Regions from separate parts of the Homo sapiens genome. Here region 1 is linked to region 2. Evidence: chromatin loops called from intact Hi-C (ENCODE). Cell type or tissue: Caco-2. All regions are shown on one strand. Each heading gives the region's core, and the rest is flanking DNA. Links, peaks and the distances in the headings are about the cores only.

Region 1 (15,625 bases), core at 2,956-10,955, 180 kb before region 2:
GTAACTATTTAGTTCTAGAAAGATAAAAAATGATAAAAGTCATAAATAGAAAATAATTTTTGAATATTCAATTGACACAAACAATTTTAATGAGTTAAATAACAGACGTTTAATGGTATTGGTGTCTTCCTTGATTTTAATTTTTGCTTTTGACACCAGAAAGGAAAAACAAAGAATAGTCTTTGCTTTCTCACTTTCAACTAAACGTGATTTTAGCAAAAGGTACGGAGGGAAAATAAGTCATCCCAAAATGAAGAGGATATTAAAGAAGTAAGGAAGTGATATAAGCTTTTCTCTTTTTTGATAATGCTGTCTTCACATACACCAACTCCAGTACAACAATAGGAACAAACTGAAAAAATGATGATGAAATGTACAATGTTCATGGATTAAGTTAAACCCACAATGAATAAAGGCACTATGCATCACAGCAATATTATCCTTAGTGATTAGCAAATTTTCTCAAAAAATCCAGTGCACTCCACAATGCAGCTCCTTCTTTCTCCTTACATTCATGACAAAAGGACGTCAGTGGCACTGAAAATCACAGGGCACCTTTGCTAGCTGAGATGGAGGAAAGTCAGAGCTGTAGAAAGTTGTCCACAAGAATAATAATCTCCAGTCCATAAAATGACACAAATTCTGCCCCTTTGGCATATTTTGTGAATGGGGCCTGGCTTCCTGTGAGCTGGCAACATGCTCCAGACTGGGGTTCTACCAGTGGTATAGAAGCTTACGTGTCTCTGTTGCTCAACTATATTCACTTTACAGATAAATAAATGGAGGCTTAAAAATATAAGTAAAGTACCCAGAGTACATGATTTGTAGGTGGCTGAAACTGGAATTTTACATGTCTGACTCTGTGTTCTTTATAAAAATTTTAAAAATAGATTTATAGATTTGGGGGTACAAGTGCAGATTTCTTTTTATTTTATTTCTTTTTATTTTTTGAGATGGAGTCTTGCTCTGTCGCCGAGGCTGGAGTGCAGTGGTGCACTCTCAGCTCACTGCAGCCTCTGCCTCCTGGGTTCAAGTGATCCTCCTGCCTCAGCCTCCTTAGTAGCTGGGATTACAGACTCCCACCACCACACCTGGCTAATTTTGTTGTTGTTGTTGTTGTTGTTGTTGTTGTTGTTTTTAGTAGAGATGGGATTTCACCATGTTGGTCAGGCTAGTCTCAAACTCCTGATCTCAGGTAATCCACCTGCCTGGGCCTCCTAAAGTGCTGGGATTACAGACGTGAGCCACCGTGCCCGCCCCAGTGCAGATTTCTTACATGCATGTATTGCATAGTGGTGAAGTCTGGGCTTTTAGGGTAACTGCCACCGGAATACCGAACATCGTACCCAATAGGTAATTTTTCCACCCTCACCCTTCTCCCACCCTCCCACCTTCCTCCCCTTAGTAGTCTCCAGTGTCTAGTGTTCCACTCTGCCTGTCCATATGTACTCATTGTTTAGCTCCCACTTATAAGTGGGAACATGTATTTGACTTTCTATTTCTGTGTTATTTCGCTTTGGGTAATGGCCTCCAATTTCTTCCATGTTGCTGCAGAAGAGGTGATTTCTTTCTTTTTTATGATTAAGTAGTATTCCATGGTATAATTATACCACATTTTCTTTAACCCTCCATTGATGGACACTTAGGTTGATTCCATATCTTTGCTATTGTGAATAGTGCTGTGGTAAACATACAAGTGCAGATTTTTTTTGATATAATGATATTTTTTCCCTTTGGGTAGCTATCCTGTAGTGGGATTGCTGGGTGGGATAGTAGTTCTATTTTCAGTTCTTTGAGAAATCCCATACTGTTTTCAATAAAGGTTGTACCAAGGTTCCTTCCCACCAACAGTGTAAAAGCATTCCCTTCTAAGTTTGTATTCTGAACTGCTCTATTATACTATCTTTTATTAAATTTCAACCTCTGAGAAACCCACAGATCTTATTTATAAGTTTTATCCAGTTCCACCTTCTGGCTCACCTGTGTCTTGCTCGTTTTGAGGGATACCCTCCAGCCTGAGGTTCTGCAATTCCTCCTGTCCTTCTGGGTACTTTGAGGTATCCTTCAACAATGTCTACCTAAGGACAAAATAATAAAAACAAAACAAAAACCACAAAAGCCAAAAATGAAAACCCAAAACAAACAAAAAATGTTTTAAGGCATACATAAAATTACGATTGATCATTTTACATTTTTATTACATGCGAGAACCTTAAAATCACTTAAAAGATGTATCTATGTTAATATTCAACATACATTAGGTGTAAATTACCTTGGGCTCAGTTCTGTGATCCACACTTAGGAAATACTAATTCATGTAGCCAAGGGAATGCAATTCTCCTTGGGACTATATGATGTGGGGGAATTAATTCTGATTTCTTCTGCCACAAGCAAAGTAAGTTTCCGGAAACTTGCTTTACTCTTGAAATCCATGACATATTCAGAAGTATTTAGGGGCCTTGCAAATTCCCTGCACAATTTTTTTAAAACAGGGAAAATCATAAAATCTCTAAGTAGCCACAATATCTGTTTGTTTATTGTTGTGGCTGTTTCACACTGACCTTAAGAAATCAGGCTCCCTTATAGTGCTTACTTTAATTAAAATTATTATATTAAGAAAGGAAAAGAAAATCAGTCTCTTAGATATTGTCACACAAAAGGCAAAATTGTTAGAACTCAGTAATTTGGTTGAAAATTTTAATAACTAATGAAAAATTTAAAAGAAAATTAAAATTTAAATACACAGTGATACACGTTGTTTTTAGATACACCTGTGTCTGCATTATGTGTCTGAGATTTTAAGTCTATACTAGACAAGATTTTTTAAACTTCTTCAATATAATGCTCTCAATTTTTGAAGATAATAAGATTGAAAGTTCATGCTTCTATATCATACTGTACTTTGACAATTAGAAAGACTAATAATCAGAATCCAATTTTTGTGTTTCTTAATTGATACAAACCTTTCCACATAAACTTTACTAATTTCTTTAGAATTTCCCTTCTCATCTAGATATTAATAATATTTGATTACATAGAAAATCCCCATTATATTATGGTTTATAAATGCATGGACTCAATGCCACATTTTCTAAAATGTGTTTTTTTAAAAGCATGATCTAATATATTAGCATGTTAATCAGGGTTCTTCAGAGAAACAGAATCAATGCGTTATTAATTTATTTATTATTAGGTACTTGTTCATGCAGTTGTGGAGGCTGATTTATCCCAAGATCTGCAATCCAAAGGCCTAAGAACTAGGAGAGTTGACAGTGAAAGTTCCAGTCTGAGTCCAAAGTCAAGTGATCTCTGATGTCCCAGCTCGAAGACTGTCAGGCAGGGAGAGTGAGTTCTTTCCTGCTCAGCCTTTTCTTCCATCCAGGCCTTTGGTGGATTGGAGGAGCCCATCCACACTGGAGAGGACAATCTGTCTTACCCAGTCTACTGATTCAAATGTTAACCTTATCCCTGAAACATGGGGGTTTTTAATCAAATATCTGGGCACCCTGTAGCCCAGTCGAATCAGTACATAACATTAACCATCACAATTACCTCTGTGTGAATTTCAGCGATGTGCCTATGGCCACTGCATACAATTTGTGCAGGCTGTGTACTTCACAAATTTAGGAAACATTATTCATCAAATTAGTCATCCAAAAGTCTTAAAGGTGCAGGCATTCTCCTCACTAATTTATGTAAAATTAATGTGTAGGCTAGATAGAGGATTGCCTTTACCTATCAAACTGTTATAAAAGGGTCTCCAAGTTATGATTTAAAAACGGCTCAGTGGCTCACATTTGTAATCCTAGCACTTTGGGAGGCCAAGGCAGGCAGATCACTTGAGATCAGGACTTTAAGACCAGCCTGGCCAACATGGTGAAACCCCCATCTCTACTAAAATACAAAAATCAGCGGGGCGTGGTGGCACGTACCTGTAGTCCCAGCTACTTGGGAGGCTGAGGTGGAAGAATCTCTTGAACCTGGGAGAGCAAGGTTGCAGTGAGACATGACTATGCCATTGCACTCCAGCCTGGGTGACAGAGAAAGACTCCATCTCAAAAACCAAACAAACAAAAAACCAACAAAATAAACAAACAAAAAACTCCGCTCCTACACAGTTAGTAAGATAATTAGGTAATCATCTTTACAGTAAAAAATATTCCCATTTCCTTTAAGACATATTGGAGATTGAGTTGCCTCTGTTCTTCATTTACTCATTCCTAGCTTAGTGATTAGTTTTTGAAATGAAATTGTATTCTTAATTAAGTATACAACGTTGCAATCTCAAAAAATATATGGTAACTTGTAACTTACAATATTAAAATGCTTCTGAAGGGCAACAACTTAAATATTTCCAAATAGAAAATGAAGAGAAAGAAGGAAAAATTAACTAAAATAATTTTACAGTTATTTTTTCAAGTCATTAATAATCAGTTTGCATAAACTATGGCAACAATGAGAAAAATCTAGTTTAATCAATTTTGAAAATTAGAGTCTCTCTCGTTTCTTTGTTTCGTTTTGTTTTTACAATAAACTTTTTTCTCAAACTTGTTTGCCATGTTAAAATAACTGGTGATTTGGAGTTCATTTTGTCGTGAAAATCATTGCACCGAGAAGAAAGAGTGTCTGGCTTGTCAGAGTATAAATAATGCAGTAATCTGGAACTGCCCCCCACCCCTTTGCGTCTAAGATGAAAGTTGTTGAATAGAAATAAAATCAATGACTTTGAATTCAAACTAATGGCTTCAGAAATCTTTGCAAAATGACCTCTTTTAGTGATCCAAAGGGTCTTATGAATTTTCATGGGAATAATATCTAGCCAGTAATTCCTAAATTTGATAACAAATTATCTTACATTTTAGTTCCTTTCTCACCTACTATCACTTTTGTTGAAAGATGACCCTAAAATTAACCTAAAAATAATCTGTCCTGCATCTCAGTGACGTGTATGTGTACCCTCACCTCATGCTCAAGATTTTTCTTTCTCTCTGGACTTCCTTATTTTCTCAAACTAACAAACTATCCTTGTTGTCATTCTGACTTAAGAGGTTTCCTTTATGCCTTTTTCTCATCTTCTCCAAAACCAGTAATGAGAAACTCATAGTTATTTTTCCTTGTCATTGATACCTCATTTTAATTCCCACTGTTATCATCTTGGTACTAGAACTCATTGCTTCACAGCAAGACGATTTTAATAATGTCTCAGCTGATCTTTCTTGATCTTGTTTCTGGCCTCTCCAATATTTTCTGTACGCCACTGCTTGCTTTATTCAGTTCATCTTTCTACTCAAAATCCATCCAGATTTCCTCATAATTAATAGAATAGCTTTCAGATTCCTTTCGATTTTCTTTAAGATTTTCCACACTCAGACTCCAATCTACTAATCTAACATACGGTTTGGCTCTGTATCCCCACCCAAATCGCATCTTGAATTGTAATTCCCACAGGTCAAGGGAGGGAGGTGGTTGGATTTGGGGGACAATTTCTCCCAAGCTGTTCTAGTGATAGTGAGCAAGTCTCAGGAGATCTGGTTGCTTGATAAGTGTGGGGCTCTTCCCTCTTTTTGCTCTCTCTTCTTTCTCACCTGCTGCCATGTAACATGTGCCTGCTTCCCCTTCTGCCATGACTGTAAGTTTCCTAAGACCTCCCCAGAAATGTGGAACTGTGAGTCAATTAAACCACTTTTCTTTATAAATTACCCAGTCTTGGGTATTTCTGTATAGCAGTGTGAAAACGGGTTAATACAGTAACATCATTGATTGGCTCACTCAGAAGACATTTTTAAGAGTTACTCTGTGCCAGGGGCTGGTGCTGGGAACTTGATGCATAAAGTTAAGGCGTATGATTATTGGTCTTGACAAGCTCACAATGCTTCTCAGCAAGAGGATCTTAGAGGCTGGTAATGCTTTCCATTACCCCCTCCCCAATTTCAAGTGCTATTTTTTCATTTAGTAACTAGTTCATTTCTCATTTTTTTCCATGAAACCTTCTTTAACTATCCCAGTCCATTTTGATTGCTTCCTCCTCTGAACTTTTATCTTATTACATTTACTTATGATAATCTAGATCACTTGTTCTTAACTGAGGTGGACTTTGCTCCCCAGGAGATGTTTAGCAATTTCTGGAGACATTTTTAATAGTCAGAACTGAGAAGGGGTGTGCTATTGGCATGTAATGAATAGAGGCCAAGGATACTGCAAAACGTTCAAAAACATGGGGACAGCACCCCACAACAAAGAATTATCGGGCCCCAAGTGTCAATCAATAGTGCCAGTTAAGAAACCCTGATCTAGGTAGTTGTTATCTATATATAAGCCTTATTTCCAATTATGCTGTAAACTTATTGAAGTAGAAACCATTTATTTTTCTATAGATTTTTCTTTCTTTTTAAAAACATAGTGTAGGCTGGGTGCAGTGGTTCACGCCTGTAATCCCAGCACTTTGGGAGACCAAAGCAGGAAGATTGGTTGAGCCCTAGAGTCCGAGACCTGCCTGGGCAACATAAGGAGACCCCATCTCTACAAAAACTGAAAACATTAGCTAGGCATGGTGGCATGTAGTCCCAGCTACTCAGGAGGCTGAGGTCGGGGGATTGATTGAGCCTGGGAGGTCAAGGCTGCAGTGAGGCATGTTTCTACCACTGCACTCCATCCAGCCTGGGTGACAAAGTGAGACCCTGTCTCAAAAAACATGGTGTAGTGGGTTGAATGGTGGCCCTCCTCCACAAAAGATATGTCCACATTAAATCCCTGGAACATGTGAATGTTACCATATTTTGAGAAAGGGTCTTTGTAGATGTAATTAAGTTAAGGGTCTTAAAAATGAAGATATCATCCTGGATTATTTAGACAGGCACCAAATTGAATGATAGACAATAAATAGAAGGACAATAAATGATCCTTGTAAGACATACAAAGAGGAGATGCATAGACAGGAGAGACACACACAGAGAGAGGAGGAAATGTGAAGATAGAAGCAGAGACTGCAGCCATGCAGCCACAGCCCAACACAGAGGTGAGGAGAAAAGAGAGACGGAGATGGAAATGATGTGGCTACAAGCCAAGGAAGACAAAGATTGCCAGAAGCCACCAGAAGCTGCAAGAAACAAGGAAGGAGGATTCTCCCCCAGAGCCTCCAGAGAGACTGCAGTCTGCCAAAACTTTGCTTTTGAACTTCTTGCCTTCAGAACTGTGAGAGAGTAAATTTCTGCTATTTTAAGCCACCAGGTTTTCAGTAATTTGTTATGACAACCTCAGGAAACAAATACACCTAGTAGCTACAATGCATTATTTACCCATAGTGGGTGGTTAATGAATATTTCATATTTATAATGAAAACTATCTTTCTTCTTTGTAGAAGTTCAATTACGCATTTTTACAAAAATTGATCGAATTAATATTCTTGTACTTCGATATAACTTTCCTCAGTTAAACTGCTAGATGTATCAGCACAGGCATACCACCTGCTCACATGAGAAGCCACACAATGCAAATATCAGATGCCAATGCAAATCCATTTGTGTAAGTAGTCATTAATTTATTTAAAATATACTCCATGTAGATATACTTTAATGAAAACTTAACCTACTCTGCTATACTCATTAGCTATAAAATATAATGTTATACTTTAGAAGCTGGTTGTGTTTAATGTAGCTTGTAGCAACATCAGCTTTAATCTCTAGATGGCACTATGTTATAAGGAATCAACCCAAAATCTGATATTACAATTTTCATATAACTCTTCTTGGAAATGAAGAAAACTGTCCTGCTAAAAATCTGAGGAATTATATTCCATACACTGAAAGTCTCATTTTACTAAGTATGGTTAGGTTTCTAATTTATACATTACTGTGGGATAAGGAAAGATAATAGGGGAATTGAGTTCTTAAAACATTATAGTCAACAGTAAAAAATATATCATAAAAGTTGTTCACTTATGCTTTTGGATTATTTTGTGTACATTTTGTTGGAAAATTGTATATAAACAACAGAGCCAGCACTGGGGTTCTTACATGAGAATGTCCATATAACCTAACACTTTATCTTTGATAGTTATAGGTGAAGATTAATGAACTACTTTTCACTTTAGCTTAAAATATAAACAAGATAACACTTTTGCTTTTTTAACTCATTATTGAAATTCCAACTTTGGTCTCAGTAGAAAGAGAAAAAGCTACTTGTATCATCTTTTTCTTAATTCTCTTTTTTACATTCCTGACCTCTCCTCTGAAGAATATATTTTGCCTTGAGTCTCCAGTGACTTCTAGGGATTTAAAAAATTCTTTTAACTTCCTGAAGCCTTTAGTAATGAGATTTTTCTCTATTTGCATATGTGGTAAACTCAATGGAGGCAATCAATAATCTCTTATCTTGGGCTTCTTCACTTTCACAGCATTTTGAACCACTCCTAAAGTACATCTATTCATTTATTGTTTTGTATTTTAATTATCTGCAAATAGGCCTTACCATCTCTACAAAATTATACATTCCTGGGGAGATGGCATCCTGACTACCTTTATCCACATGCTACGTGTTTAGTAACTTCCTATTGAATTAAATGGATTTAGTAGCATACAACATTATCCTATTCAAAGTAAAAATAAAAGCTAATTTGTAAGTTGACCTTCAAAAACCCCCAAAACATCAGAGTATCTTTTATTGAAGTATAAAATGAAGGTTTCAAGTAAAATTACATATACTTTTCTTCGTCAGATCAATGATTTATGGATTAGTTTTTGGGTAAAATTTGAGTACCTTCAAAACCAGTTTGTTTGAATTTTTGTACTCTCTAAGTACAAATAGAAAAATAATCTCTATCATCACCCCTACCAATACCATTCCCTCAACCTTTACTCTTCCTTCAGATCTCAACTTATCTGCCAATTCTTGCAGGAACAATTCTTCCGTCTTCAGAGAGATGCCACGTTTGTGTGTTCCTAAGTCATACCACCCTTCCCCTATTATAGCACAAAATTAGACTTTCATTGCTTATTTCTTCGTCTATGTCTTTTACTAGTCTTAAATTTCAAAAGAACAGGAACCATGTGTATTTTATTTACTCTTACAAGCCCAGGAGCTAGCACAAAGCCTGCTGCATCTTAATCCACACCTGTGGATGAGGGCAGACGGAATGATTTCAGGATGAAAGGAAAACCTTTACATTGTTTACTTTACAAATATGTTGGGATATTTATGAAGTGCCAAGCACTTGTGTATTCTGGACACAAACGATAGAGCATTGAGCAAGGCAGAAACTTCCCCTGCCTCTCATGGAGCTTCCATTTTAGTGGGGCAAAGACAGGCAAGTCAACAAATAAATACATAAGTGAGAAAGTGAATACAAAATAATTTGTATTAAAAAAAGCTAAAAATATTAATAAACAAATAAGTATGTAACATATATAACTTAGTTAAGTACATGTGATAAAGAATGATGGAGGCCAGGTGTGGCGGCTCATGCCTGTCGTTCCAGCACTTTGGGAGGCTGAGGCGGGAGGATTGCCTGAACCCAGGAGTTTGAGACCAGCTCATGATAATTTGAAATAAAAGATGATGGTACTTAATTATAGCACATTGAATTAAAAATATGCAGGGACATTAGTAATACTTGGTAATAAGAAAGAAGGAGAAAAGAAAGAGGGGGCCAGGCAGGGTGGCTCATGCCTGTAATATCAGCACTTTGGGAGGCTGAGGCAAAAGGATCTTCTCAGCTCAGGAGTTTGAGACCAGGCTGGGCAACACAGCAAGACCTCATCTCTACGAAACATTAAAAAAAAAAAAAATTAGCCAGGTATGGTAGCACATTCCTATAATCCCAGCTACTCTGGAGGTTGAAGTGGAAGGATCACTTGAGCCCAGGAGTTGGAGGGTGCTGTGAGCTAAGATTGTGCTATTGCACTCCAGCCTGGGTGACGGCGTGAGATCCTACCAAAAATAAATAAATGAATAAATAAATAAAAGTGATGAAGGCCTTTCCAAGGAGATACAATTGAGGCAGAATCTGAATGAAGTGGATGAGGGGAAGGGTATCTGTGTGTGTTTGTGGAAGGACATCTCCTTCAGAGGGCAGTTAATGTGAAGGGCATGGAAGCAGAAGTTTGCTTGGTGTTTTCCAGGAACAGGCGTGAGGCTGGAGTGCATGAACAAGAGCAGCAGAGTGTGGTTGGAGATATGGCTGGAGAGGAAACCTGGTGTCAGATAATGAAGAACCTTGTAAAACCTGACAATAACTTTGGATTTCACTGGCTATGGGAGGTCCTTGTACTGAGGTGGTGGTGATGGCGGTAGTGGGCATAGCCAGATTTGGTTTATATTTGAGTTGGAGCTGTCAGAATTTGCTGATAAATGTGGAGTATGAGGGAAAGGGAGGCATTAAAGATAACTCCAGGTTTTTGGTGAAGGCAACTGGAAAAATGGAGCTGCTGTTTATTGAGACAGATAAGAAGTAGAGGTTTTAACTTTCTGAAGCAGACACAGGGAGAGGGAGGCTTTTGCTTTGAAGGTAGGAGCTATATCAGTGTGTGTGTATGCTAAAGGAAGTGATCCTCAAGTGTGGGAATGATTAAAGGTGCAGAAAAGAGGGGATAATTACAGGAGTGCTCCTTTATTTGGTGAGAAGAGCTATGAACCCGTACAGGTGAAGTGGTTGCCTTAGATAGTTCACCCCATGTGCAAGGAGGAGCTGTAAGGGTATAAAAGTCAGATGCAGAAAAACTGGTATATTTGAAGCTGGGAGTACATCAAAGCTGTTTTTGATGCCTTCTATGTTAATTGATGAATCAATAAAGATGTAATGTTTCTGAGTTATTGCAGGAGGCTATGAAGAAACCTTGAGTAGCCTGGCAGCCTAAGGGTAGGTTCTGAAGCCAGAGAGATTTAGGAATTGATTCTCAGGTCCTCCGCTTAGTGGTTGTGCAGTTTTGGAAAAAGTAATATCTCCGAGTCTCATTTAGAAAAAGAGAAAAAGAAAAGGCCACCATTTATGAGCCAGTCGACCATCTGAGAACCAGGAATTTGTGTTAAAGCTTTACATGAATTATTTCATTTCATCTTTATAACATATATATAAACCAAGTATTATTTATCTCCATATCTTGATGATGTGAAAAACCAAATTTGGGAAGGCTATAAGGATCTTGATTAGGACCACATATCGGATGAGTGACAGAGGCAAAATGCCTCTGGGGAGGCAGACCCCAGATCTCATGCTCTTAAATACTAAATTAAATTACTCATTAATAAACATCATGGAAATATCAGCCTTTGAATGAAATATCTGAAAATGTCTAGGACAGCTTTGGGTCTCCTCCATCATATGCCGGTGCTAGGCAAAATTCTGAGATGGCCCTCAATGTTCTCTGCCCTCTGGTGCATGTAGCCTGTATAGCCCCTGGATTTGTGAATACGAAGATTTCGGTCTGTAATTATATTATGTTCTATGGTACAGTTGACCTTTAAAAAGGAAGATAGGCCAGGTGCGGTGGCTCACACCTATAATCCTAGTACTTCAGGAGGCTGAGTAGGAGGATTGCTTGAGCCCAGGAGTTTGAGACCAGCCTGGACAACATGGCAAGATCCTGTCTCTACAAAAAAAATTAAAAATTAGCTGGGTGCAGTGGCACACGCCTGTGGCCCCAGCTACTTGTGAGGCTGAGGCAGGAGGATCACTTGAGCCCAGGAATGCAAGGCAGCAGTGAACTATGATCACACCACCGCATACCAGCCCGATTGACAAAAATGTATGTGGCCTCAAGGACCACACAATGGCCCTGGGTGGCCTCTAGGAGCTAGAAAACCCTCGGCTGACAACCATCAAGGAAACGTGGACATCAATCCCACCGCCACAAGTAGCTGAATTCTTCCACTATCCTGAATAGCTTAGAAGTGGAATTTTCCCCAAAGCTTCCAGATAACAACTCCATTTGGCCAACACCTCAATTTCAGTCTTGTAAGAACCTGAATAGAGAACTCAGTCACAGACTTCTGACCCACAGAACTGTGAGCTAATAAATGGCCATGGCTTCAAGTCACTACAATTGTGGTAATTTACCACGCAGCAAGAGAAGCATAATACAATATCTCAAAGATTGTTGTGATGATCAAGTACCCAGTATTCCTACTTACTTATCAAATGGAGGTAGGAGACCAGCAGCACTTGTTTTCTGGTCAGAATTCTGCTGACCAAAACAGGATCTGGTCTAGACAGGATGAAATGAAGAAACTGTCAGGAACCAGCAGATGATGAAAAAAGAGATCCCAAGGTGCTCATTGCTCATTAGCATAAGACACTCCTATCAGCACCATGACAGTTTACAAGTGTCATGGCAATGACCTGGAGTTACCACCCCTTTTCATGGCAACAACCTTGGCATTACCACCCCATTTCTAGAAAGTTCTAAATAACCCACTCCTCAATTTGTATCAACCTACCCCTTAATTTGCATGCAATTGGAAGTGGATTTACGTGACTATAAATGCGGTTACCAAGAGCCCATATGTGGCCAACTCTGGGCGCACTGCCTCCGAGTTAGCCCTGCTCTACAAGGGGCAGTACCATTCAGTGAAAAAGTGCTCTCTAACACCACTGGCTTACCCTTGAATTCGTTCCTGGGTAAAGCCAAAAACCCTCCCTGGCTAAGCCCCAACTTGGGCTTGCCCATCCTGCAACAAAACCATAGTAATTTTCTTGAGAAAGCATTCATTTTCAGTCAGATTTCATTCACTTGAGAATGGAGATCTAAAATAGCAGAAAAGCCTCAAAAGAGCAACTGGTATGGGAAGCTGAACAGATCTGGAAGAAAGCCCAGATGTGAGGAACACAGGAGGAGGTGGTGTGTTGGAAACCCACACATGAGCCATGGGGAAATAGGAGTGGCTATTAAGGATCCTCAGCAAGTTCACACTCCAGAGGTTCTTGCTGTGGAACCTAAGGCTGAAACTAAAAGGTGGTTCTTACAGTGGAGGGAAGGTATTTAGGGTGGATAGAGCCAAAGCAAACTTGTGTGGTTGCATTTCACACTGGCTTTGCCCTTAATATATATTTTTTTCTAATTAGACTCTAATATTTAGTCACCTAGGTTCAAAGCAATGCCATTATTTTTGTTGCTGTTGTTCTTGTTTTTGAGATGGAGTCTTGCTCTGTTGCCCAGGCTGGAGTGCAGTGGCGCGATCTCGGCTCACTGCAAGCTCGGCCTCCCGGGTTCACGCCATTCTACTGCCTCAGCCTCCTGAGTAGCTGGGACTACAGACACCCGCCACCACGCCTGGCTATTTTTTTTTTTTAGTAGAGACGGGGTTTCGCTGTGTTAGCCAGGATGGTCTCAATCTCCTAACCTCGTAATCCACCCGCCTGAGCCTCCCAGAGTGCTGGGATTACAGGCGTGAGCCACCGCGCCAGAGCAATGCCATTATTTTTAAGTCAGTCCTTCTACAAGTCATTGAGTCTGATTAATGATGCCTTCAAATATTTCTTACATTTCCATTTCTTCTACTTGCTCCTTATATTAAAACTTTGTCTTCTGGTAATTGGTTTGCTGTTGCAAACACTTCCTTGGCCATTACCCAGGCCATTTCTGTGCATCAGACTGGTCTTACCCAAACCTTTCACTCCTCGTGGCATTTCCTTGCTCGTACCTTCTCTGCCCAGGACTCTATCTTGCCTAGAACTTTGAGTCTTTTGGTCTGTCTCGATTCATGTATGAGGAAACTGAAGTCAATGCAGTGCACTTGTTAGAGCAGCAAACAGGGCCAAAGGAAGGCCTAGAACAAGATCTCCTGATTTAGCTCAGTGTTTTTCTCCATTACACTATTCATACTTCTCACAATGGCTTCAAGGCTTTTCTCATTTATTTCTAGCCTTACCCCTCCACCTTTGCTGTCTTTACTCCTCATTGTGAATCATCCACTCCAGGCAGCCCCATTTCCCATCTGTCCTGTGAATGTGTCAGACTTACCTTATTCCACCCAGTGGATGCCCTCTTTTCTCCTTTGCCTTTCTAATGATGGTGTTTATGCTTGCCTGTCACTCTACCAACACAGATTTCTTCTTTCTCTGAATTCTGCCAGCATTCACTGTTTGTATCACTCATTAAAACATAAAGTTTACAAACCACCTTATTTGGTTGTAAATGTTTCATGGGTGCCTGTCTTATTTTCCAAGAAGATTATACATTCCCAGACGATATCCATGGTTTCCCTTTTATTTGTCGCCAGCTCTATGCCTTGTACAGCATAAATAAATAATATATTGAACTAAATTGGTCTTAGTGTTCTGCACTGTTTACAGATTAAATCATGAACATTTACTGAGGGCCTATTAGGTATTAGTCAGGGGATAAATCTCTCCTCAAAAGGAGCCCACACTCTAATGGGGAATTTAGGCAAGTGAATTGCTCCAAAGTTGTATGATAAACACATTGTGTGGAGAGTTTTGAGGTTATGCTACTCCAAATACCAATCCAATTATTACAGAAAAGTGAGATGTCATGGCTGGTCTTGCTCTTGGCATGGCTTTTCTCCAGATGAGACTGATGATTCATGCAGGGATTTTATCCATGCTACATGTTACATTAGTTCCATGCTGTAGACAGTTGAACACACTCAGAGAACTAAAATATATTGCAGCAAAGCCACATTTTAAGGACTTTGCTGTAGCGTGGATTCAATTATTCTGGGTAAATAACCTATCTGATTAGATGCCCTACTGTATTTTCATTTGCAAAGTTCTCTGATCCAGATCCAGTTAATTAAAAATCGATTTTCAACCTGATCTTTTTCATTTTAAACAAATATGCCCTTACCATCTTGTGAACAATTTAAAGTTTGGAATGTTGGCCCTTCAGAAACATGTTGAACTTCATTATAATAAATTATGTTGCTTTGACACTGGCTACAAATGACAACAAATCTTTTTCACATAATACTTTCTAAAAAAGCAAAATAAATAAATAAATAAATAAATATAAATGAGAAAGACTGAAAAGTCCAGTTGACAAATTGCAACCGGTCTGCACTAGGATAATTTAGTACATCATTCAGTATCACTGAAATGTAAAGGAGCTTTGTTAGGATTTAAAAAATTGAGGACTTGGATTCCTACCCAGTTGCAGTAACACAGGGTAGCATTGTTAGTTCTGATTCAAGTGCAACTGATCAAAAGGTTATTGAATATTCCTTGTCTCTCTGCCAACTCTGAATGTCTTCTCCCTGACTGGAATATTTGGATCCTGTTGTTCATTAATGCTTATCTTACATTCCACTCACTATCATTATCTACCTTTCTCAGTAATTAGCTAATTATATTTTGAGATAATTAGTTTAATGAAAGTGTGGGAAGTATGCAGTAAGAATCTAAGTGATACTGTCATGACCTCTACATGTAGATTAAGCAAAAAGTAAGGGACACAAAATATACAAAAATAAGGAACACTTACAATATTATGCAAGTTCAAACGATGGTGTGTACTTTAGTGAAATATCTCAGATAAACTCTAGTCTCCTTTTTGTTTCTATGACTCCTTGAGAGTATATAATGGTCCATTGCATGTTAGAGATATGAAATTATTGTTTCAAGCCATTAAGGCAGCTTTTTGGCCCTATAGTGGTAATTTATGTGTTTTGTTTATGG
Region 2 (15,625 bases), core at 3,549-11,548:
AGCAACCGTACCTTTATAACTAACATAAAACTAAGAAGTACAGTAAGAATACTACAGTGTTCAAGGCTGTTTGCCTCTTAGCAACTGTACCTTTGTAACTAACATAGAACTAAGAAGTACAGTAAGAATACTACAGTGTTCAAGGCTGTTTGCATCTCTGAGTTGCTGTGGTTAAACATATCTTAGCAACTGTACCTTTGTAACTAACATAGAACTAAGAAGTACAGTATGAGTACTGCAGTGTTCAAGGCTGTTTGCAGAGTTGCTGTGGTTAAATACATCTTAGCAACCGTAGGCAACTTTCTTAAGGTCTCCAAGTACCTTCATGTCAATGCCAGAACCAAAGTCAAATTTTAGAGTTATTTTAAATACTTAAAAGGATTTGTTATTATACAATAATTTGTTTTATATATATTAAATATGTATATATATGGAGCAGTTAACTTAAAAAATTCAACATGTCAGTCCTAGTTCTGGGATACATATTGAGAATTTGTAAATGCTAAATGCATCAGGTACACATTTAATAAAGCTCTCCTTAAGAATAGAAATTTATGCTTAAAGCCTATAAGCTTTCTTGCCTTACTAGGGTCTCTCAGAATAAGTAGTCATTAGTTCTTAGGACTATTAATTCATTATTCCTAAAATTATGAAAGAAAAACTAGATAACAGAGGAGGAAAAAACTCACTAAAGAGTTTTTATTTTATTAAGTTCAAAATTTAAAGCCATTTACAAATTATTGAAATGATTTTGGAACTAAATCTAAGAGAAATTACACCCTAAGAATTATGATTTTAAAGTCTAAGTAATTAAATCATTGTAATCCAATGTGAGTTTAATATTACACATTTAACTCACAAACATAGCATATCCCAAGATATGTGACAATCTTTTTCCAACATTTATTTGGCATGTTTCTACTACTATTAGATTTCTAAGAGGGAGTTAAGAAAAAATTCAAAAATAAAAAAACTCTAGAATACATAGTTGTTTAAAATGTACCGTATATATGTAGTTTAGTATTTCAAGAGTTTAAAAATAATTTTTCTTTGTGTGGCTAATATTTAGAGTTACATTTTCACAGATGTAGTGCCTTTAGCAAAATGAAAAGCATAAGACCTACACCTAGGAGTATTTTTTGAACATTTAATATGTACTATTGAGTTGACTTAAATACATTCTTATTACAAATTTATTCTTTAATATAGCATTCAAAGTGTTTTATACAAAAGCACATAGTAAGTCAAAGAAGTTCTTTTGGTAGAAATGAAAATACAAAAACTTATTTGCTCCCTCTGCTGGAGAGACGGGTGTTAATTTAAAGAGACATAATTTTAAGCTCTAGAAAGCAGTGTGTATGTTTTATTTCTTTAACTCGAGAAGTGGCTTAGTAAGCAAATGTAATGGCATCTAGAAAGGCAGAAACGAGGCACATTTTAAATTTGCTTGGTACTATTCTATTTCAAAGGACTAAAATAAAACGATGTGTTTTTGGAAAACGTTAACTTGAGAATGAAGATTTAAATGTTTGTTTCTAAAGCTTACTTTAGTGTTTATTGTATGGTTTCTCTTCCTAGAGCTACCTGTCTATTTATAAAGATGGAATAAGTGTTTTCTGTTTTTTTTATAGATGATATGGGCTCTTGAGTACTGTATTTTTATACCATTGATACTCAAGCAATAAAACAACAACAGATCTTACATGATTTTTAGTACCTAGAAGTTTATTTATTTTGATTTTTTCCTTCTCATTTCTCAAGTAATCTTCGATGACGTGTTCTGGTACGGTTACAGTGAAGTGTACTAACTAGCAAAGCTAACCATATACCAACCTGTAGATATAATAACAATATTTAATCTTTATTTTGCCCTAACTAAACAAAACTCTGCTAAATTATTTAGTTGCATTATCTTACTTAGTCATCTCTCAAATGTATGTGGTTGGTATTAAAAATAGACCCCTTTGTTTAAAGATGAAGAACACCGAGGCCTAATAAATAAGAAACTTGTCTTAGTTCAAATACCTAGTAAGTGGCCAAGCCAGGATTTTCAACTTGGTTAGCTGCAGCCTGGAGCCTCAGCATTGAACCATTATAAGAATGTTTAAATGATGTCTGTAATTAAATGTCACATGCAAATTGCACGACTGTTTTTAAATGAATACAAACTTACATATGTTACTACAAAGCTTCCATTTCCTCTTGCCAGGCATCATATTAATGTAAGTTACCCATGAAATGTAGGTTTGTAAGAGACTTATTGTTCTTTCAGACTGCTGCTATGAAGACAACATGAACATTTTTTATGGGGAAATGCATGACACAGTGGACTTCCCAGTTAAGAAGTCTGCCTTTAGGTACTGATTCTCTGGGTCAAAAGGTCAAAATTTCTCAGGTTTTCATACTATAAAAGAAGATGTGCCTCTTGAAGGGAAGTCATAATAATAAATCTGAAAAAAATCTGCATGATGCGCTGTGCCTTACAACATAGAATAATATGCTCAATAAATACTCAGTAAAAAGCTATCAGCTCAAAAGCCAACTTGATGTGTAGCTATGCTCCTGTGCATCACATAAGGTAATGGAGTAGAAAATTACCTGGAAAAAATCTTTTACACTGTTAGGAGATACAATTCAATGCTCTTATGCTGAAGAATTTTGAATTAGAGCGTTAACACCTTATTTAATGGTTTGGATACAGACTTCTCACCAATTTAAAGGAAATGTAATAATGCATCTGCTGCATTTTGATGATATAGTCAAACTGTAATACAAGGCCATTGAATCTACTGCTCCTTGAATAAGATTGTATTTTCTAATTATTTTGCAGATGATTGCTGATTAATTGGTTTGACCAATTATGTATCTGATTATGAATGACTCATAGGCCTGCTGTATAGAGGAAAAAAAATGTTATGGGAATTTTGATTGGGGCCATGAAACTCATAGTTTAAGATACAGGAGTTATGATATTTAAATTGATTAATTATTTAATCATAAAACATTTAAGGACTATATGTTTAAATTGATTCAGTTAGCTGGGTAAAAAAACTGCCCACTGAATTGTTTATTGCACACACACATTCTTAAAGAATAAAACAATTCCTCCACCAGAAAATGGTAATTCTATTTTTAATACCAAAAAGTCTCCAACAAAGTGTGACGACATTGCACAGAAAAATCTTTTCAGGAGAAATTGCACCAGTGGTATTAAAGATCCTTCAAATGGCTCAAAGGGCATCAGATGGATCGGCCACATCACCTCAGGAAACTACAGCTAGAAAAGAGGAGAAAAACAGTTCCTTCCACATTTCACAGAGAAGGCTGTGTTAATGGACACAAGAGGCATGCCCAGGGCCACTGAGAAAAATATGTGTGGGGGTATTTCAAAATTCCATAATAGAGGCTGCTGTCAGAGGCAAAGCAATTCTGTATTTCTTTTAATGTGATTTTATTTTTATTTTGCAGGTAGCATGGTCTCAGAAAATACAAGTTTATTTGTGTGGGTTACATAGCATATGAGAAAATTGAGATGCAAGGACGTTGTGACATTTTCCTAGAATATTACCACTTTTCATTGGGAAAAATAAACTGTAAATATTATTTTAGACAAGAAGACCCTTAATGTAGTGATTATCATAATGGAAAAAGGTCTGAAACCAGAGTGTCAGAAAAAGTCCATTAGGCTATGTTTGTGAAGAAGGAACAAAATGGGGCTAATTAAATAAATTCTGTTATATCTACATAATGGAATTCTATGCAGTTGTTAAGAAGAATGTTGCAGGTATATTAAAAATCACTAAAGAGAAATCACTGTAGCTGAATCTTCTGCAAGGCTGCAATCAAGGTGTTATCTGAGGCTGGATTCTCTACTAGAAGCTCAACTAGGGAAGTGCCTGCTTCCAAGCATACTCAGGTTATGGAAAAATTCATATGGAATTACAAAGTATGTTTGAGTAACCTACAGGAAGGAAAGACAAGGAAAACAAACAAATAAAAATAAGAGATCTTAAACAAAACAAACAAAATAAAATGGCAGACAAACCCTAATATATCGATAACTTTACTAACTGTAAATAATCTAAATATACCAATTAAAAGAGAGAGTTTGAGAGAGTGAATGAAAAATATCAAACTATGCAGCCATCCCTCAGTATCTTTGGATTTGTTCCAGGGTGCCTGTGGATCCCAAAATCTGAGGATTTTGCATGTAACGTATGCATATCCTCCTGTAGGATTTAAATAATCTCTATATTACTTTTTATACCAGGTATAGTGCAAACGTTATGTGATTAGTTGTTATACTGTATTATTTTTTAATTGCTATTATTTCTTATTGCTGTATTGTTGCTGTTATTTTTATTTTTTGAGGGTTCTTGAACAGTTGGTTAAATCTGCTGATGCAGAACCTGTGAATCCAGAGGACCAGCTGTATTCTGGCTGTAAGAAATTCACTCCAAATATAATGATATGGGTAGACTGAAAGTAAAATGATGAAAAATATGTATACCATGCAAATATTAATCAAGAGAAAGCAGGAGTGGCTGTATTAATATCAGATAAATTGGACTTCAGAACAAAGTAAATTACCAGAGACAGAAAGCAATATGACATAATGACAAAGGATCAGTCCACCAGGAAGATATAGCAATGATAAATGTATATGCACTGAACAACCTTCATATCCTAAAACCTCTTGTTTAATAGGAATGCTTTTGTATAACTAAAGATATCAGCTATTTAGAATACCTTAATGATCTTAGTTGTCTATATTTACACTATCAATTTAATGTTGTCCTTGGTCTTTCAAAATTTTCAATGTTTACACTTTTCCAATAGAGAGCAATTTTACCAGTCCTTGTCTGGTATACGGTCACTAGTTAGTCAGATGGACACTTTCAGTGGTAACGCTGTTAAGTTTAAATTATTAGCATGTGTAAGGGAAGGAACATAGTGCATTTTGAGAAGCTAGATATGAGATAGAGAATATGCATAAGATTCTTTCCTAACACCATTGCTCAGTGTATAGGTTAGCTATATTCCAATACTACATAACAACTACTCTAGTACTTGATGACTTAAAGCAGTAATCAGGTATTCTAAAAGACCTGTGGGTTAGTAGACTTAGCTAATCTAGGCGGGCTTGAGTTAGCAGTCCTTCCTCAGGCTAAACCAGCTTGGTTACCTTTGTTTCTATCTGAAGGCGCATAGTTGCCTGGGGTGGCTTTACCTATGTGTCTTTTAATCTCCTTGGACAAACTGGCTACTAGGGGTGTGGTTTGTCATATGGAAGTAGCAGAGGCACAAGAGATAAGATGTGAAGTATTTCAAAATTTAGTCTTGTAACTGTCATACTGTTTCTTCTGCCTTCAAGCCATTAGCCAAAGTAAGTTACATGACCAAACCCAAATTAGAAGGACAGAGGAATATAACATTAAACTTTAATGGAACTGTAAACTCCCTTAGCAAAGGGCATAGATGTAGTTGGGGGCAATGGTAAAATTTAACGAGCCTGTTACTACCTACTCTATCAATCCCGCTCCCCAAATCACACACACTCACTCACACACACACACACACACACACACACACACACACACACACACACAGCTGACTAATATCTTTCACTGAGTTTGAGTAAATTTCTGGCTGCTTTACATTTAACAGTATATGTTACTCCACATGACTTTGAAATACATTTTATTTGTAAGTCAAAGCCATGAACACTAATAGCATTTGATATGGTTTGGCTGTGTCCCCATCTAAATCTCAACTTGAATTGTATCTCCCAGAATTCCCACGTCATGGGAGGGACCCATGGGGAGGTAATTGAATCATGGGGGCTGGTCTTTCCCATGCTATTCTCATGATAGTGGTTAAGTCTCACGAGATCCGATGGGTTTATCAGGGGTTTCTGCTTTTACTTCTTCCTGATTTTTCTCTTGTCACCACCACATAAGAAATGCTTTTCACCTCCTGCCATGATTAGGAGGCCTCCCCAGCCATGTGGCACTGTAAGTCCAATTAAACCACTTTTTCTTCCCAGTTTCGGGTATGTCTTTATCAGCATCATGAAAACCGACTAATACAGCAGTGAACTTCCATTCTATTTTTGTCTGCCACATAGTTCAGAAAGACATGCACAAAGGGGAAATGGTTGGCAGTGGTAGGGGCCATGCCATTGGTGGTGAGAACAATTTTATACTATATGTTTGAATTTTCCCTTGTCCACCTGGTGTGTGCTCATGGTCTTTCCCCTTTTTTCTTTCTCTTTTAAAGCTGTTATAAAACCATGGGCTGATTAGGCTAGAAGAATCTAGACACTTTAAAAGTGATCCAGTCTGAAAATATTCAATCTGTGCTTCTCCTAACTACTGGGTTATAAAATGGGAGGGTAGATATTTGAGGATCTTTCTCCCTATTTAATAAGAGGAGATCTATTTTAGCCTCTTTGTCTATTGACCTCACATGTAATGTTTCATGACATAAGATGATTGGATTATCCTCGATCTTATTAAAACCACCCTCTTGTTGAACAGATGAGGACACTGATACTAAGATGTGAAGTGACTTATTTCTTCAAGGTACTATGGCTTAAAACATTTAAAAAAAGAGGTCAGACTTGGCTTCCCTAACTTCAGTACTGTATTAGTTTCTTATGGAGCATAACAAATCACAACAGATTTAATGGTTTAAAACAACACGCATTCATTATCTAGAAATGGCTTAGCTGAATCTTCTTCAAGGCTGCAATCAAGGTGTCATCTGAGGCTGGATTCTCAGCTGGAAGCTCAACTGGGGAAGCACCTGCTTCCAAGCACTCTCAGGTTATGAAAGAATTCATTTCCTCATTCCAGCCAGAACTCATGGTGGTAGGAGTCATGTCAGTTTGCTTCTTCAAAGCCAGCAACAGGAAGAGAGGGACCTAGCAAGACAGACACTGCAATCTTATGTAATCATGTACATTTCATGGCCTTTCCAACATTCCATTGGTTAGAAGCAGGTCACAGTTTCTGCCCACATTCAGGAGAGAGAATGATACAAAAGCATGAAGACCAGAAGGAAAATTCACGGAGCTCATCTTAAAATCTGTCCACCATAATATTGTTCAAGCAGTCAAAATGTTACTAAGTGAAAAGGACATTCACTGTAGGTAACTGGGTGCAAAATTTACTATATTCTCCCCTTCAATTCCATTCCCTGGACTAGATTTACAGACTCATTTAAAGCAAATAGAAAATGGTAGAATTGATGGCGTGTGACTTCTGAGACAGAAGACATTGTGACCTTCTCTTTATGCTCTTTCTTGGATTTCTTACACTGTGGGGAACCAGCTGCCATGTCACGAGGGCATTAAAGTAGTTCTATGAAGCAGTCTATGTGGCATGAAACAGAGGGTTCCTGTCAAAATCCAGCAAGGGATTTCTGCCAACAAACCCCTATGTGAGTGTTGGCCTTCTGCTAACAGCCACAGGGGCCACAGGAGTCAACCATATTGGAAGAGGATTCTGGAGCCCCAGTCAAGCCTTTGGATGAATAGAGCCCTAGCCAGTGTCACCTCATGAGAACCTGAGCCAGAACCAGTCAGCTAAGCCACCTCCAAATTTCTAACCCATGCAAATTGTAAGAGCCATACATTTTATCAATGCAAGTAACCAAGTTTTGGCATTGTTACTCAGCAATAGATAACTCATATAGACAAAAAATGCTTTACTACCTGGTTTCACATCCATCAAGGAACCTCCTGTATTAGGCTATGCTCACACTACTAATAAAGACATACCCAAAACTGGGTAATTTATAAAACAGAGAGGTTTAATTGACTCACAGTTCCACATGACTGGGAAGGCCTCACAATCATGGCAGAACACAAAGGAAGAGCAAAGGGACATCATACATGGAGGCAGGCAAGAGAGAGCTTGTGCAGGGGAACTCCCATTTATAAAGCCATCAGGTCTCATGAGACTTACTTACTACCATGAGGACAGTTAGGGAAAGACTTGCCCCATGATTTGATTACCTCCCACTGGGCCCCTCCCATGACACATGGGAATCATGAGAACTACAACTCAACATGAGATTTGAGTGAGGTCACAACCAAACAATATCACCTCCTAACTGTAGGCTACAGAGGACTGTTTCTGATAGACTGTATTTTATATTTTCAAAAATATCCCCAAAATGTTCTGTTTTATTTTTCCACCTAAATTGACACCGACCCCAAATAGAAACATTCACTTGTGTTAGCACTTAAGAGTTCTTTGTAGAATAAACAACATTTCCATACTGTGTCCCAAAGCTTTGTTGGAGGGGAACTTCGCCCTGGAAAAAGCTGTGCTTTAGTTAACATTCAAATCTCAGAGCAGACTTTTCTACCTGCTCTTCTAAGAAGTGTGTGCTACAGAGAGGTCACCACATTATCTGCAGAGAAATGTTCCAAAGATAAGCAGGAAAGATGAGAACATTGTTCTTGGAATATTTCAGGTGAGTGAAGCCTCAGTGCCAATGCAAATGAATTTGCTCAATGGCTTTACTGGAGAGAAAACAGTCAAAAGATAAAATCTTTAGAGGGAACTATAACTCTAACAAACTTCAAAGAGGTGAGGTGCTACTGACAAGAGCCTATGGATTGTCCCTCCCTCCAGCTGTGAGCACCGGAGCAAAGCAACAAAAAATTCATCAGATTGGATTGGTTTTCTTAATAAGACTGAAATAATATGGTCTAAGTGAAAAAATCAACTCTGTTTGTTAGGGCTTAGTTTAGAAGGCAATTCTTTGTGGTTATCAAAATAACTGGCTTTACAATGGGTGTTCGTACAGGGTAGCAATTCTTCTTGCCTTCTTTACTATTTTTATCTTCTCATTTTCCTGTTTATGATCTATGCATTACCTTATTTTAGCTAAGAGCTGATTAAGCAATGATAGAATATAATCACTTTTCCATCTCAAAAATTATCCTAGAATACTCTTTTCCCAAACTCATCTATTTCACAAATAACGTTATTACTTTTTCTTTGCTATTGGTGTTTCTGTGGTCAAATCAAAGACAACTAATGTATATTCCACTGTGGAAGAAGTAAAATGCATATTATTAATAGTTTAATCTTACCCATACTAAATTTTGATATTTGTGCCGTAAAGGAGTACATTGAACAAGGTCTGGATTTAATTTATCAAGTATACTGAAGTAGGTAAATAACAGCATGGTGCTTGATGCATCAGAGCTGGAAGTATAATGAGATCGGTAGGTAAGCCCTCCATAAAATTACTCTGGGTGTAGGAGAATCCAGATGTAGCAATTATACTTAGCAAGAAGAAGCAGTTCTAGAGAGTGTGAAGCAATTAGTCAGATTTACAATCTCAAAGTAAAAAAAGAGAAAATTACTTGAGTTAAACTAAGAAGCACTCTAAATCATCACTACACTGTATCAATTTCAGTTGAATGTGACTGGCTAGAAATGCTTGGTTTATCTTTACCATTAAATATGTCTATAGTGTTTGACTAGAACCAAGAATATATGGCCCAATATTTGAACTGTAATAAATTATAAACACATTGGCTTTTGTAACGTGTGCATGTCTTTTGGAGGAAAACTCTGAGAACATTTAGGAGAGTCAATATTGATCCATATGCTAGTAGTATTTTTAACATTCACCAAAGTAAAGGGTGGGAATATACATTAAAGAGGATGAAGAAGTATATATGGCAGTGCTTTTAAGTGGGAAATAGTCTGCACTATTTTAGCTGTTTGATTTTATATCGAAACATGTCATTGTCCATTGATTTGTTGAATGGTCCTGAATATTTCTTACCAAGTTTACTTCCAAGGAAGACTTAATGTCCCTAAAATGTTACAAAAAGATTTTGAAATATGCATCCTACATTGAAATATCTATTATATAGTCAGTAGTGGACACACTGAGCAATATTTTCCACTGATTTGTACAAATACAGCTAAAGATGTCAAACTATTCATAGTAGAGGCATCTGATCCCTTCAATTAAAACTTTAGATTGATGAGAGGCACATAATATCACCCCTGTTTGCCAGTAAAATTTATCCTTGAATTTGTCTTAGCACTACTTGGAAAAATAAGTACTCAAATGTCATCTACGTATTTTTAGCAATGAGCTAAAGATTAGAGATACTCATTTTCTGTACAGAGAAGACAATTATCATTTCTACTAATGATCTGTTAAGTATGTGGCTTGAAGAGAAAAGAGAAAAAAATGGAGGGATGTGGTCTAATAGTATCAGTAGGCAGGTGAGGAGGTGTGTATGTGTATTTTCTCACATACACTTTTGTTCCTTAGGATGTTGTAATTAACATAACTGGTCAAATACACCCCCCACCCCACCCAGACACACACACACAGGTCAAATTGATCAAAGCTACAGACTACCTGAATTTCCCTTTCTAGAACCAACCACTCAAGTTCTTCTGTAAAAGCAGATGAGCAGTAACAAATACTACCAGAAATTGTATGGCAGCTTTTTACAGATTAATTAATTTAATATTAAGCAATTTTAAAATTATATTATTGAGCTGCCTATTTATTAGGATAATCAATTTTTCTAATACTGAAGCCTTGAGAGAACTAAAGGGTAAAAGAAAAGGCAATGTTTGTTAGCCATATCATAGACCAGTCAAAGAATTACCTGCTCTGTGGAACATTCCTATAAGTATAAGGAGAAAGATTAAATGATCTATGATCCCCGCAGATTCTCTCTCTACCCTTACCATTTCTTCTTAATGGGTTATTGGTGGGGAAGGAAAGCCAGGGAAGTTTTCAAACTTCCAAGATTTGGTTATTTTTATTGTTAGAGGTGGATACCAGAGTTTCTACCTTTTTGTATTCAGTATTTTTTATATTTGTGTTTGGCAAACACTTTTATAAATCCTTATTTATGCAAAAGAAAGGCAGAAAGACATCAGGGAACATAAATAAATTGCAGAAATATCCTTCTTATGCATATTGATGCAAAAATCTGTAAAGTTAACCAATAGAGTCCAACAGCATGTAAGAAAATGATATATTATGATTAAGTGAGCTTCTTTCCAGAATCCTAAGAATGGTTTAGCCATTAGGTAGTTTTTACCATATTAATAGGCCAAATGCAAACACAGAAGATCATTTTCCATGGATGTTGAGATAGTGTTACATAAAAGTCTACACCCATGCTCCATGCTATGCTGGATATATTGCATCTGTTCCTCTCAATCTTTCTTCACCTTGCTCTGTCCCTCAGGAAGCCAGCCTGTATGGACGCCATCAAAGGACAGTTTCAATTTTGGAGGTCCAGATAAGGTTCAGCCAATGGAGATTCCTGTCCCCCATCTCCCTAGAGGAGATCTAGGGTAAGAAGTCAGAATATTTAGCTCTTGTTTCCCTCTCTGAAGTATTGCTTCCGGCTGACTGTGTCTCTCAAGGAAACAACTCTACTCCCCTTGAGTGGCCTTTCTATATGACTCTCTTACTCTAAGTTCTGCTAAAGGCTTCAACCCCTTGTCCCTTCTAGCCTTCAAGTAATACCAAGTTTACTGAAATATCTTTTGAGGTTCATTCATTGATACCCAGCCTCACCTTAATAAGTCATACCTTTGTTAAAACCAAATTACCCTAATTTCAGTATGTTACCTGATTTCCTCCTGAGACTTTGCTTGGTTCAGGAGAGACATTTCATTGACATGATCAGGCATTGTAGCATATCAATAAAGTATATAACTATGTAAAATAAAATAAGATGTTATTTATTTTACCTAGGCTTCAGGCACAGAGCTTCAGAAAACCCTTGAAATTTACTGAGCGATAGGAATGTCTTTGTTAGGCTAACTGTGACTCAAGGTGGGTCACCAGATAGCCTCAGAATGGGGTATCTTCACCAAAAGCCAATTACATGACCAGAGGGCTAGGGATTTTGAGCTAGCCTGACCTCCAGGGAGCTGATGGGGGCTAGAAATTGAGTTCATTAATCACATGGCCAATGGTTATGATACCAAGAGATAGAAAGAAATTATTTAGGCAGACAGTAAGGGTAAAAGAGTCCTCAGCAAAATTTCCCTTTTGACAAAAAAAAAGCAGCCCCCAAATCATTTCTTTTCTAACAAAGAGCAGCCTGAAAAATTGAACTGCAAACATAGATAGGCAAGCTTGAAGCTTTCATGGGGGAATGCCAGCAACTGTGCCAGTAGAAAAGGGCTACCTGAGGGCTAGGAATGTTCAACATGGAGGCTTCATCTTCCCTTTTCTTTGTCACCATGTGTACAGTAAAGAAACAGGCAGCATGGCACTGGCCAGGTAGAGAACACATCTACGTAATGAAAGACTAGGGTGGGGGTGATCAGCTTTTTGCGTGCTATGCAAATGGCACACCTAGCCCTAGCCAGTTTTTCATGCCCATATGCAAATGACACACCTGGTCCAACCAATCTTTCATACACTATGTAAATCAGATACCACCTCCTCAAGCTCATCTATAAAACCCTTGCATTTCACCACGGAACCAGAAAACCTGCTTGGGACCCCTCTCTCAGCAGGAGAGAGCTATTTTCTTTCTTTCACATATTAAAACTTACACTCTTAACCTCACTCCTTATGTGTCCACGTCCTTGATGATGTCATGAGACATCAATCAATATTGTTCATGTGAGACAATGAACCTTGGGTATTACCCCAGACCAACAACACCTCTTCAATTGCCTACATAATGAAACTCCAAGAAGGAGCTCAGTAGAACTTCCTGGTCGGAAAACACATTGATGTGTCTGGAGGGTGATGGCCCTGACTCCACGTAGAGATTACATAAAACTCTTCAGTCTCTCCCAAGCCTCACCCTATATGTATCTTTTATAAGGCCTCTAATAATAAGTCTACCACTGTGAACACAAATCTCAGTTAATTTAGAATGCTTATTTTGCCAAGTGTCAGATCTCAGGGTCTGTGTCCAGCCAATTCTGAAGTCCGAGGGAAGTGGGTGGATGAGCAGAAAGAACACTCACAGGGTTGTAGGCAGGTGAAAGATAATTTTATTCAGCAGCAACTGTCATCAACAGCTTTCTCAGACTGTTCACCCTTATCTCAGCTGTCTGCTCTGGCTCTGCGGCTCCTGCTGCCCCCAAGTCTGCAGCTGCATGGCCCAGCGGCTCTCCCTTGCCTTCAGAGTCAGCAACTTAACCCTTTCTCTCTCCGGGCACGAGTGCGAGCCATGCTGTGGATACAAGACGGACAGCTCTGGTTCTCTCTCTCTCTTTCTCTGGGTGCCATCATGCCTGCCATGGTAAGCCATGTTGAACTGAGTCAAGCCCCAAGAGCTCCTGTACAGCGTTAGCAGGACAATTATACCTTTTACAGACAATAGTGGCTCAGAGCCAAGTATGAACTTACACAAACAGGTTATATGACAAGTGGAGGTGTGCGCCTGTGCACCAAACTCACTGAGTCATGCAGGCCTGGATAGTTGCCTTGGCCTATTCCTTGACCAAAGCACATCCATGTACCTTACACCAAGGTTGAGGACGTGCACCCATGACAGCCTCAGGAGGTCCTGAAAAAATGTGCCCAACATGGTTAGAGCACAGTTTGGTTTTATGCATTCTCAGGAGTCATGAGACATCAGTCAATATAGGTAAGATAAACATTGGTTTGATACGGAAAGGCAGGACAACTCAAGGCAAAGGCTAGATGACTCAAGCGGGGAGGGGGCTTCCAGGTCATAGGTAGTTAAGAGACAAATGGTTGCATTCTTTTGAGTTTCTGGTTAGCCTTTCCAAAGGAGGCAATCAGATATGCATTTATCTCAGTGAGCAGAGGGGTGACTTTTAATGGAATGGGAGGCAGGTTTGACTTAAGCAGCTCCCAGCTTGACTTTTCCCTCTAGCTTAGTGATTTGGGGGCCCCCAAATTTATTTTCCTTTCACACCATTTTCCTGAGTTGTTCTAGCAAATTATCGAACATGAAGGGGTCATGGGAATGCTTGAATTTATAGTTGATTGGACGTCCGGGTGGCGCAGGAGCCCCCCAAATGCAGGCGGAGTCTGAAGAACAGTCTTGAGGAAGACCGAAACTTTAAGCCTGTGGAGTCTGATGTTAACTCTGGGTAGTTAGTTTCAGAATTGTATTGCAGTACATCCATCCAGTTGAGGGTGAAACAGAACAAACATGTATATTACATCAGGAGGTGGCATTGTGTTTACTGGTAAAACATAAGAAATATTTCCATTAAAACTGGAACATCTACTGTTATATCAGTATTTTCTTTTTATTTAATACTGTTGATAAAAATATGAATTTTCATATAGTAGAACACTGGTTTTGCTGAATTTTACAAGTTTTGATTTGCTTGCCTCTTAATATTTTTACATATTCTTCAGTTTGGATGTTGATGTCTTCTTTGATTCAAGAGTTAATACTTTTCTTTTAATTTCAGAAGCTTTGTTTTTGTTTTCAAATTAGTTTTGAAAAAAATACTGTGACTCCAGTGCATTGTAAACAGAGTGCCTTGACTCCTTGTACCTAACTGAGATCTCAAAGTTAAAACAGAATGAGGTAACATGGCTGGGTGAGGGAATGGTCACATGCTCTGTATTCTCAGAGATATGTTATAAAAGTGTCGCAGGCCTTCCCTTTCTACAATCAAGCCAAATCAGTTGGTGTTGAGATAGACCACAGCTGAAAATTCCCCAGCTGTCCATGAACAGATCACCTGGAACGAGCCAATTAAGAAAAACTGATAACTTTGGCTTAAATATCCTTTAATCAAGACACTGTTTCTCACTCTCCTGACTCCCCACTCTTGCCCTGAGGTTTTTGCCTTTATAATCTTTTATTCCCTGAACCCTCAGACCACACTTGTATTTTACACCAAGGGCTATGTCTCCCCAGTCTATAGATAATTTTTTTTAAACGAAACTCTCCCTTTTTTCTTTCACAAATCTTGTGGTCTTTTGTTAAAATTTCTTTCTTTTTTTCTGAGACAGGGTCTTGCTCTCAGGTTGTCCAGGCTGGAGTGCAGTGACGAAATCGTAGCTCAGCAGCCTCAAATTCCTGGCCTCGCATGGTCTTCCTGCCTCAACTCCCCAAGTTGCTGAGATTACAGGCATGAGCCACAACACCTGGCTAATTTCTAAACTTTTTTTTTTTTTTTTTTTTTTTTGGAGAGAAGGGGTCCTGCTATGTTGCCTAGGCTGGTTTCAAATTCCTGGCCTCAAGCAACCAGCCCGCAATGCTGGGATTACAGATGTGAGCCACCTCATCTGGCTCTATGTTATGAATATTTTTTGATGATGAGGTGAGGATGGGATCTGAAGGGGACCCCAAGCTCCTTTTCTGTGCCACCTGGACCAATGCATTGGCACCTGTGAGAGTTCTTTGAGCTCAGCCACCTTCACAGCTGCACTGGGTAGGAATCAGGTAAGCCCTCTTGGATCCCAGATCTCCCGTTTTTAGGATGAGGACTTGGAGACTTCATTTTCTTTAGGAAGCCTGCCCATCAGGCTCCACAGGGTACCCATTTGTGGGATATGCTTGCACATTGAGGGGTACACTCAGTCTTGGCGAGGTATGTTCACATTCAATTTTGCAGATACTCACACTTCGATTGCACTCGACGGATGCCTTCATAAC

Evidence for each region. Peaks named below come from ENCODE experiments on the same cell type or tissue, not always from the same donor. Only the 100,000 strongest peaks of a DNase experiment are listed, where the experiment ranks them.
Region 1: a loop joins it to region 2, with 3 times the contacts of the local background. A loop is called at or near these places in 10 of 110 quality-filtered maps.

What each region holds. Positions count from the first base shown.
Region 1 is chr13:91,240,039-91,255,663 of GRCh38, reverse strand. It overlaps LOC105370313 (a long non-coding RNA gene), which reads right to left and starts at 14,023. Exons shown (of 3, transcript XR_931641.2): 1 at 13,953-14,023; 2 at 12,124-12,197; 3 at 3,994-4,030. LOC105370314 (a long non-coding RNA gene) reads right to left here and starts at 3,971. Exons shown (of 3, transcript XR_931642.3): 1 at 3,933-3,971; 2 at 1,981-2,078. In Caco-2, for the core only: a CTCF peak has its summit at 7,682 (motif pointing right); no DNase peak of the experiment used is centred there; H3K27me3 peaks cover 142 bases.
Region 2 is chr13:91,063,946-91,079,570 of GRCh38, reverse strand. No RefSeq gene overlaps it. Among named protein-coding and RNA genes, the nearest start is that of LINC00380, 20 kb to the left of the region's middle. In Caco-2, for the core only: no CTCF peak of the experiment used is centred there; a DNase peak (open chromatin) is centred at 6,850.